Linked DNA regions of Homo sapiens: region 2 is linked to region 1. Evidence: read pairs that join two places in POLR2A ChIA-PET (ENCODE). Cell type or tissue: GM12878. All regions are shown on one strand. Links, peaks and the distances in the headings refer to the core of each region. The heading gives the core; the rest is flanking DNA.

Region 1 (4,511 bases), core at 322-4,321:
GCTGCTTGGGAGGCTGAGGTGGAAGAATTGCTTGAACCCAGGAGCTGGATGCTATAGTAAGCTATAATCAAGGTCTCTCTCTGTGTTGTGCCACTGCACTCCAGCTTTATCAACATAGTGACCTCGTCTCTCTCTATATATACAAAGTCAATGTAGTGTCATGGGTTAAAAAATATGTGATGTGCCTGTGTGTGATCAGCACTGTTTAACAGAAACAAAGTGAACCACAAATGTGAGTCATATACAGTATGTAACTTTTAATTTTCTAGTAGTCACATTAAAAAAGTAAAGGCCAGGTGTGGTGGCTCACGCATGTAATCTCAGCACTTTGGGAGGCTGAGGTGGGTGGATCACCTGAGGTCAGGTGTTCAAGGCCAGCCTGACCAACATGGAGAAACCCTGTCTCTACTAAAAATACAAAATTAGCTGGGCGTGGTGGCGCATGCCTGTAATCCCAACTACTCAGGAGGCTGAGGCAGGAGAATCACTTGAACCTGGGAGGCAGAGGTTGTGGTGAGCCCAGATCGCGCCATTGTACTCCAGCCTGGGCAACAAGAGTGAAACTCTGTCTCAAAAAAAAAAAAAACCAAAAATGTAAAAAGAAACTGGTTAAATTAGTTTTAATAATTGTTACTAATTTATTAATATTAAATTAGAATAAATAATTAACCTAGTGTAATAGTTTTTTTATTACTGCTGTCATAAACTTATTAGTAATTTGTTATCTTACGGTGCTATAGGTCAGAAGTCCGATACAGGTCTCATCAGACTAAAACCAAGGCGTGGTAGGCTGTGTTCTTTTCTGGAGGTTCTGGGAGAGAATCAATTTCTTGCTCATTTGGGTTGTTGGCAGAATTTACTACCTTGCTGAGGTCCTTGTTTTCTTGCTAGCTGTACGCTGAGGGATGTTCTTAGCTTCCAGAGACTGCTGTATTTCTTGGCTTCTGGTTTTCTTTCTTCATCTTTGAAGCCAGCAATGGCAGGTCAAGTACTTCTCAGGTTGCATCTCCCCGATACAGTTGGGAAAGGTTCATTGCTTTTAAGAACTCATGTGATTAGATTGGACCCACCTAGATAATTCAGTATAATCTCCCTATAGTAAAATCCTTAAACTTAGTCACAGCTGCAAAATCTATTTTGCTCTGTACAGTAATATATTCTCACACGTTCTAGGGATTAGGGCATGGACATCTTTGGGGTGCATTATTCTGCCTCACCCTCAATATATCAAAAAAATTTTCAGTTCTATATGTAAGCCATAAAAAATTTATTAATGAGCTATTTTACATTACTTTTTGTGAGTACTAGTTCTTTGAAATTCATTGTGGGTTTTATACTTATGGCACATCTCAGTTTGGATCAGGCACATTTCAAGTTCTTAATAGCCACTAACCACTTGCGGCTTCTGTATTGAATGGTCCAGTTCTAGATTAAAGGACACAAAAGAGACAGAAACCTGATACAAACAATAATTAGATTTTGATTTAAGAAAATACAAATCAAAACAATGTAGCTACATAAGACATTTTGGAAACAACTGGGGATATTTGTATATAGATTTAAATAATCAGCACCACTTACTGTTAATTATTTTAGCCGTGGTATTGGCCTTGACGTAGGAGGATGTTGAGAGTTTTAGGAGATGTGCATTGCTGTGATCACCCCACAGATGTGGGATAGATCTCCCCTAACCCACGTGAAATTTGGTTTGGATGTTGAGACTGATGATGCTATCTGCACACCGAGAAGGCATGAAAAGATTTGTGACTCATGTAATGAGCCATTCTGGGGAGAGTACAGCAGGTTCCTAAACAGGCCCCAAAGTAGCTTGAGAATGCAGACAGGGGCAGCTGGCCTGGCTTTGTGTTTGGAAGGGAGGCTGGGGTGAGGGCCCCTACCCATGGGCTGGGTTTGTGTGGGTGAAACTATCTGCCAGCAGCAAGGGAGGGAGCAGCTGGGCTTTTTTATTGGTTTGTCCAGCTATACGGCAAGAGGGGAAAAGGGAGGGATGGGGCTTGACAGCTGTCAGCAGTTAATCATCAAAAATGGAGTCAGAATTGGCTGGGCGCGGTGGCTTACGCCTGTCATCCCAGCACTCTAGGAGGCCGGGTTGGGAGGATCACCTGAGGTCAGGATTTCGAGACCAGCCTGACCAACATGGAGAAACCCCGTGTCTACTAAAAATACAAAATTAGCCGGACGTGGTGGCGCATGCCTGTAATCCCAGCTACTTGGGAGGCTGCGGTGGGAGAATCACTTGAAGCTGGGAGGGGGAGGTTGCAGTGAGCCGAGATCGTGCCATTGCACTGCAGCCTGGGCAACAAGAGTGAAACTCCGTCTCAAAAAAAAAAAAAAAAAAAAATGGAGTCAGACTCATTACAGTTCACCCCGATGCTCGACTGCTGACTGAAAGGTGCCATGTTTCATTTGATTTCATTTGAACTTGTTTAAGTGAACCATTATGGTGCCCTATGAGACCTTGAGTCTGAGGCCAATAAAGGAGGTGAAAGTTCTGTTAAACATCTTTTCCAAGAGCCCAGTATTCATTGTCAAAATTAAAAATGTTTGTGCTTCAAAGGACACCAGGAGCAAGTGAAGACACAGCCTACAGAATAAAAAAATTTTTTTTTGCAATTCATATATCCGATGATGGACTTGTCTCTAGACAAGTCCTCTAAAGAACTTTTTCAGTTCAATAATAAAAAAAAAATAGCCCCATCAAGAATGGGTACTATTGCAGAGTAAAAAGACAACTGACAGAATGGTAGAAAATATCTGTAAATCATATTTGATTAGGTTGTAATATCCTGAATATATAAAGAACACCTACAACCCAACAACAAAAAGACAAACAACCCAATTTTAAAAATGGGCAAAGGGCTGGGCTCGGTGGCTCAAGCCTGTAATCCCAGCACTTTGGGAGGCCGAGGTGAGTGGATCACTTGAGGTTAGGAGTTTGAGACCAGCCTGATCAACATGGTGAAACCCCGTCTCTACTAAAAATACAAAAATTAGCTGGGTGTCGTGGCAGGCACCTGTAATCCCAGCTCAGGAGGCTGAGGCAGGAGAATCACTTGAACCCAGGAGGCGGAGGTTGCAGTGAGCCAAGATTGCACCACTGCACTCCAGCCTGGGCGTCAGAGCGAGACCCTGTCTCAAAAAAAAAAAAAAAAAAAAAAGTATTGTGGTAATTCACTGTGAGGCACCACTCATCCTTTCCAGGTTCACAAACAGGCTATTAAATGGAGAAACAGTGTGGATAATCACCCCTTTTCTGAATAAATCTTGTATAATGAGTTTTAATCCTTGAAGGCCCTGCTTTAATTTATGTTGGGCCACATTAACTATTTTAAATGAAAAGGAAGAGGTGGGTCCATGGGGTCCCATTTTGTCAACCTGATTGTTAAGTGCCAAAGACTTAAATGAATTTTAATGTATTAGTCATTGGATCAGAGAGTCCATGCCCATTATAGGACATTTTAGAATAATGGGTGCTATGACTACAGGGAATTTAGGCAAGGCAATAGTTCAGATGGTTAAGGCGAGGCATACCTGTTTCTCCTGTCATATTTAGTAACTTCCCTAAGATTACAAAGGGTACCTTGTCTTAATTTAGTGGGATCACTGGTATAACTGTAATTTGAGCCCCAGGATTAAGAAAATGACATTTTCCCAATTGGTACATTTCAGCAGATGTTGAACTTAATTCAAAACTCATGTTGTAGAGGCGCAAAAGCCATTCGGCACCCTTTCATGTTTTTGTTGTATAAATTCTTTCAGTAAATTTTGGATTCCCGGCTGGGCGCGGTGGCTCACGCCTGTAACCCCAACACTTTGGGAGGCCGAGGTGGGTGGATCACCTGAGGCCAGGAGTTTGAGACCAGCCTGGTCAACATGGCAAACCTCCATCTCTACTAAAAATACAAACATTAGCTGGGCGCGGTGGCTCCCGCCTGTAGTCCCAGCAACTTCGGAGGCTGAGGCAGGAGAATTGCTTGAACCCGGGAGGCGGAGGTTGCAGTGAGCCAAGATTGTGCCACTGCACTCCAGCCTAGGTGACAGAGCGAGACGCTGTCTCAAAAACCAAAAAATTATTTTGGATTTCTACTTGGGTCATCCCCAACTGTGGACCTTGGTTTTTTGTTTTCTCCCCCTGTATCCAGGTATCTGGAGGGAGGTGGTTACTCACTGTGGTTTGAGGCAGGTCCCCTCCATCTTTGCCATATTTGTAAGCTTCATCCTTCAGAGGGTCTCACATTAGCATGGTCAGGGCGCGCCTCCTCCAGGGCAGTGGTTACCTTGTTGGCTAAGGGACACAGACTTCACGGGGGCAGAGCAGCCCTGTTGCGTGTTGATAAGTTGTGGCACTCAGCTGACCCCAGAATCTTTGTTGGTCCATTTTACAGCTGTCCAATAGGGCCAGGGTATCCTCTAACCCCTTAGGAGGGGCTGAGATAAAGCATTCAGGCCTTTTTCACAGGAGTCTGTCCATGGGATGTCATGGATGTCTT
Region 2 (4,217 bases), core at 1-4,000, 340 kb before region 1:
ACAGCTCAAGGGGTGAGGGGGCCTCCCTCCTCCTGCCTCCCCCTTCTCCCACTCCCAAAGCAGCCAGGTCCCTAGGGAGGGTCAGAGAACAGATGCTGGGAGTTTCCAGTCCCCCTAACCAGAGGGGGTCACAAGGAAGATGTGCAGAATGAACATCCTGGGAAACTGGGAAATGACTAGGGAGGAACATGGTGCCTCCCCGCCAGCAAAAAAAATTATACCCTTCCCCATGAGATGGAGTGTCAGCAAGCTTCCAGGCCCCAGCCCAGGGTGCAGGAAGAGGAGCTACACCCATTCACCTCTGGTCAGCATGCTCCCAACGTCTGAGACCTCATTTCTCATTCCTTCTTCAGTCCCCATTCTCATTGTGGTTCGAGGTCTTTCTCTCTGAGCCAGGAACTCCGCAACCTTCCACCCTCCCTACCTCTTCCTCTCCTACCCCAGCCTGGGGCTCAGTCCTGGCTCAAGCACTCAGTCCAGCAGAAGCACTGTGTAGCCTCCCATTAAAGCTCACGCCTGTGAAAAGAACAGCCATTGAGGCCTTGAGATGGGGCCACACTGACCCGCTGACTCTCAGGACTGGACACAGCAGAGGCCACACATACTCAGAACAAAGCCTGGAAAGGCAAGGCTGGAGGTCAGTAGTTGTGGCAGCTTCACATCAACTCAGCTTTAATGTGATTTAATTTCCTTCTCCCTCCAGTGGGCCAAAGGTGCAAAGATAAGTATGGCTGTTCTCTCTCCTTCTAACAGTGAGGTGCTGGGGGTGGGGGTGGGGGAATATGGAGAAGGGACCCTCACCACCCACACCTTCCTGCCTCCCCAACAAGTGCTGCCCTCCTCTGCCCAGCATTCTCCCCACTTTGCCCTCAGCTAGTGGGTGCTTAGCCTCCAGATAGCATGCCCCACCTAGGCCCTGCCCTGGGCCTGTGATCCAGAGGTCCCAAGAAGCAGAGGCCAGGCTGGATCCAGGGGGTCAGCCAAGGTGAGGGTGGGAGCACACAGGATTATCTCCCAGGGACAGGGCTGCTGCCTCGTAGCTCAGGATGGATAGAATGTGGGGGGATATCCAGCTACATTTTCCCTCCACAAAAGACCAGAATGGGAGAGGGATGGGGTGCTGCCCCGACTTTCTTCAACTCCCCGGAGCAGAAAAATGCCCTACCTCCACTTTCCAGTGCCAAGATTCAAGAAGAAAGGCAAGCGGAGACTTCCCTTTCTCAGTCCCTGCTTACTAATGGAAACACGGGTCCAGAACCTAAATCCAGTCCCTCCTCCTTCATACCACCGGGAGGGAGGTGCAGCCCAAGCCCCCGAGGCCCCAAGGGTCCAGGTGTAGGACCCTTTATCCTCTCCGGCAGCCATCCCTGTGGGTGTGGCACCCCCGCCACACCCCATTCTTGTCATCTCAGGGGGAGGGGGGAAATGTAATCGGACATCCCCCCCATCCAATCCATCCTGAGCTGCGAGGCGGCGGCTCTGTCCCTCGGAGATAATCCTGTGCACTCCCCACCTTCACTCACCTCGGCTGACGCAGGAGTCTCCGGAGCCCGCACTCCCAGACATCACTGCCCTCCTTCCTGAGGGTGCTGAGGCTCGGAGGCTCAGAGATGCTACTGGTCCAAGGTCATGCAGCGAGGCAGCGGCAATGAACAGGGTCGTGGGGAGGAGGGGGCGCTGACCCCATTACGCCCCCGCCCTCACTACCGCACTCATGCCCCCGGACAATCGCTTCGCGGAAAACACCCCAGCTGCACCAGCTAACGGTCACTGCGCCCCGGGAACCTGACATCACTCTAGTTCAGGTGCTGGGGAGTCCTCCAGGCCCGGCCCCGACAGCGGAGCCCCCCACCCCAGCCCTGCCATCACGGCCGCTGGGGTCCCAGGCACTGACTGCTCAGGACAGGGCCGGGACCGGGAGGGGACCTCGGCGAACGGGAAGGAACCGGGAGGCAGGGAGCAGAGGGGTGGCCTCACCTTGCGGGGTGCACCCCGGGGCCGGGGAGGGCAGGGACGACCACTGCAGCGGCGGCGGCTGCAGGAGCTCAACGCCGAGCACGAGGAAGGGAGCCCCGCGCCGCGGCCGCCCTCCCGTCGGCACGCCCCCGCCTCCGCCCATTGGTTGATCTGGGAGGGTGGGGCGAGGGACGCTCCGGACCAATGAGCGGGCTCCAAAGAACGGCCAACTGGCGAGGGCCGCCTACGTCACGTGCCAGGGTCGCCGAGGCAGCGCCCTGCTAGTCCGCGCCTGCCGGGCGAGCTCTCGCGAGGAAGACGGGCAGGCGGCCCAACTAGGCCAGGGGCCAGAACCGACCACTCGAAGAGGGAGAAGGAGGGCCTCGGATAGGCCCCGCCCCCGCTCCTTCTTCCGCCTGGGGGATAGCGCCTCTAGCCTTGAACCTTGCTTAGGACGCACCTCCCTTGGGCCCTTCGCTCTCGGGAGGGCTGTCGGGCGCGTCTCGGGGCTGGGTGGAGCTCCCGAAGGTGGCCTTTCTCCCTGGGCTTCCACGCCGGCTTCGGCCATCGATACGGGCCGTGTTGGTCTCGTTCAGGAGCTGAGGAACCCTCCATCACTCCTGTTTCGACCCCAGGGTTTGGACCTCTTCCCCTTCCACCCCATCCCCTGTCTCGAAAGAAGCAACCCCCGTGCGGGCCCGAGACGCGTCCCGGGTGCCTGGCCCGGCCTGGAGAAGCATCAGAACAAAGAAGGCACGCGGGCTGGGGGCTGGGAGAGCCTGTGACGCGCCCCCGGGGACCGCAGCCTCTGCTCCCGGTCTCCATGGAGGCGGTCGCCATGGCAGCGAGATGCGCCTCGCTCAGCACCGCGGGGTGGGATGTGGGCGCCTGCAATGAGCCGAGGAGCGAGAGGCGTGGCCCTCCGGTCTGCGGGGGTTCTTGCCGGTGCTCTCCGCCCGCCGGTTCGCGAACACCCCACCTATACTTCGCCCGTGGGGACGGATTCCCCAAAGTGCCCTCAGTAAGCCGTCCGGAGCACGCAGCGCCTTGCTTCCAACGGAACTAGAGAGACGGCCTGGGCGGCCGAAGGCCAGCCTCCCTTCAGCAGGGCCGGGGTCGCTGCCTTAAAGGAGCCCTCAAGTCTGCCACCCTGTGGCCCATAACCTGTCTGCTGATCTCCAGTCTGCACACTGTTGGCAAATTAATCTTTCTGAGCTCTTGTTTTCATCGCGTCCCTCTCCTGCTCCAAAGCCCTCTGGGACTGCCTCCAGTAGCGCTTCACAAACTTCAGCAGCACTTTGGGTGACTCATGTGCCCTCGCGTTTGAGAGACAGCGCTTACATTGAGAGCTTTTCACATTCTGATCTCAGCCCATCCACTCCTGCCCACTCTACCCACTCCCACCACACTACCTTTAGACCTTGTCTTGAAAGTCTAAAGTTGGCAGACGGTGGGCCCAAAGTGGCCCGTAGGTGTATTTTGTTTAGCTCACATGGGGCTTTTTAAAAGAAGTCCTTCCCCCTCCTGCCTCCTCCGCCTCTTTCTGGAATCAGGAATCTGGTTTCGTGGCTTTTGAAATATCAGAAGATCTGACAACATGGGCTCACTTTCCAGCCTGGCATTACAAGCCCCTTTAAGAGCACATAAATTTACCATAGTCCCCGCTAATCCCTGTTTCTCACGGTTAGTTACCTTCTGGGTCTGTGCAGACATTTGTGATCCCCTCCCCCTCATTATCCCACCTTCCAACCTGGAAGGCCCTCCCCGCTCTCTTCTCATAGCCAAAATTCAAGCCCTCTTCAACCAAGATAAGTTTTGCCTATTTATTTATTTATTTATTTTTGAGACAGAGTCTCACTCTGTCGCCCAGGCTTGAGTTCAGTGGTGCCATCTCGGCTGACTACAGCCTCCACCCCCTCCCCCGCCGGGTTCAAGCCATTCTCCTGCCTCAGCCTCCCAAGTAGCTGGGATTCTAGGTGCGCGCCACCACACCCAGGGCTAATTTTTGTATTTTTAGTGGAGACAGGGTTTCACCATGTTGGTCAGGTGGGTCTCAAACTCCTAGCCTCAAGTGATCTGCCTGCCTCAGCCTCCCAAAGTGCTGGGATTACAGGCATGAGCCACCGCGCCTGGCCCAAGCCTGCCTTTTTCAAAAGTCTTTCTAGCCAACTTCTCAAAACCATCTCTGGTGTGGGCTCTCTCAAACACAAACTGGCTGCTAACTGCACAGCCCGGGGTTATTTCCGAATTGTCAACTCCTT

Evidence for each region. Peaks named below come from ENCODE experiments on the same cell type or tissue, not always from the same donor. Only the 100,000 strongest peaks of a DNase experiment are listed, where the experiment ranks them.
Region 2: POLR2A ChIA-PET joins it to region 1 with 10 read pairs; 2 of 35 experiments call an interaction of 5 or more read pairs at or near these places.

What each region holds. Positions count from the first base shown.
Region 1 is chr20:4,100,698-4,105,208 of GRCh38, forward strand. No RefSeq gene overlaps it. Among named protein-coding and RNA genes, the nearest start is that of SMOX, 46 kb to the right of the region's middle. In GM12878, for the core only: no CTCF peak of the experiment used is centred there; no DNase peak of the experiment used is centred there.
Region 2 is chr20:3,765,686-3,769,902 of GRCh38, forward strand. It overlaps ADISSP (adipose secreted signaling protein), which reads right to left and starts at 2,068. Exons shown (of 6, transcript NM_001258429.2): 1 at 1,978-2,068. RefSeq lists enhancers at 1,213-1,977, 2,105-2,691, 3,353-3,402 and a silencer at 1,963-2,202. In GM12878, for the core only: CTCF peaks have their summits at 2,385 and 3,106 (motif pointing left); a DNase peak (open chromatin) is centred at 2,216; H3K4me3 peaks cover 3,053 bases; H3K27ac peaks cover 1,087 bases.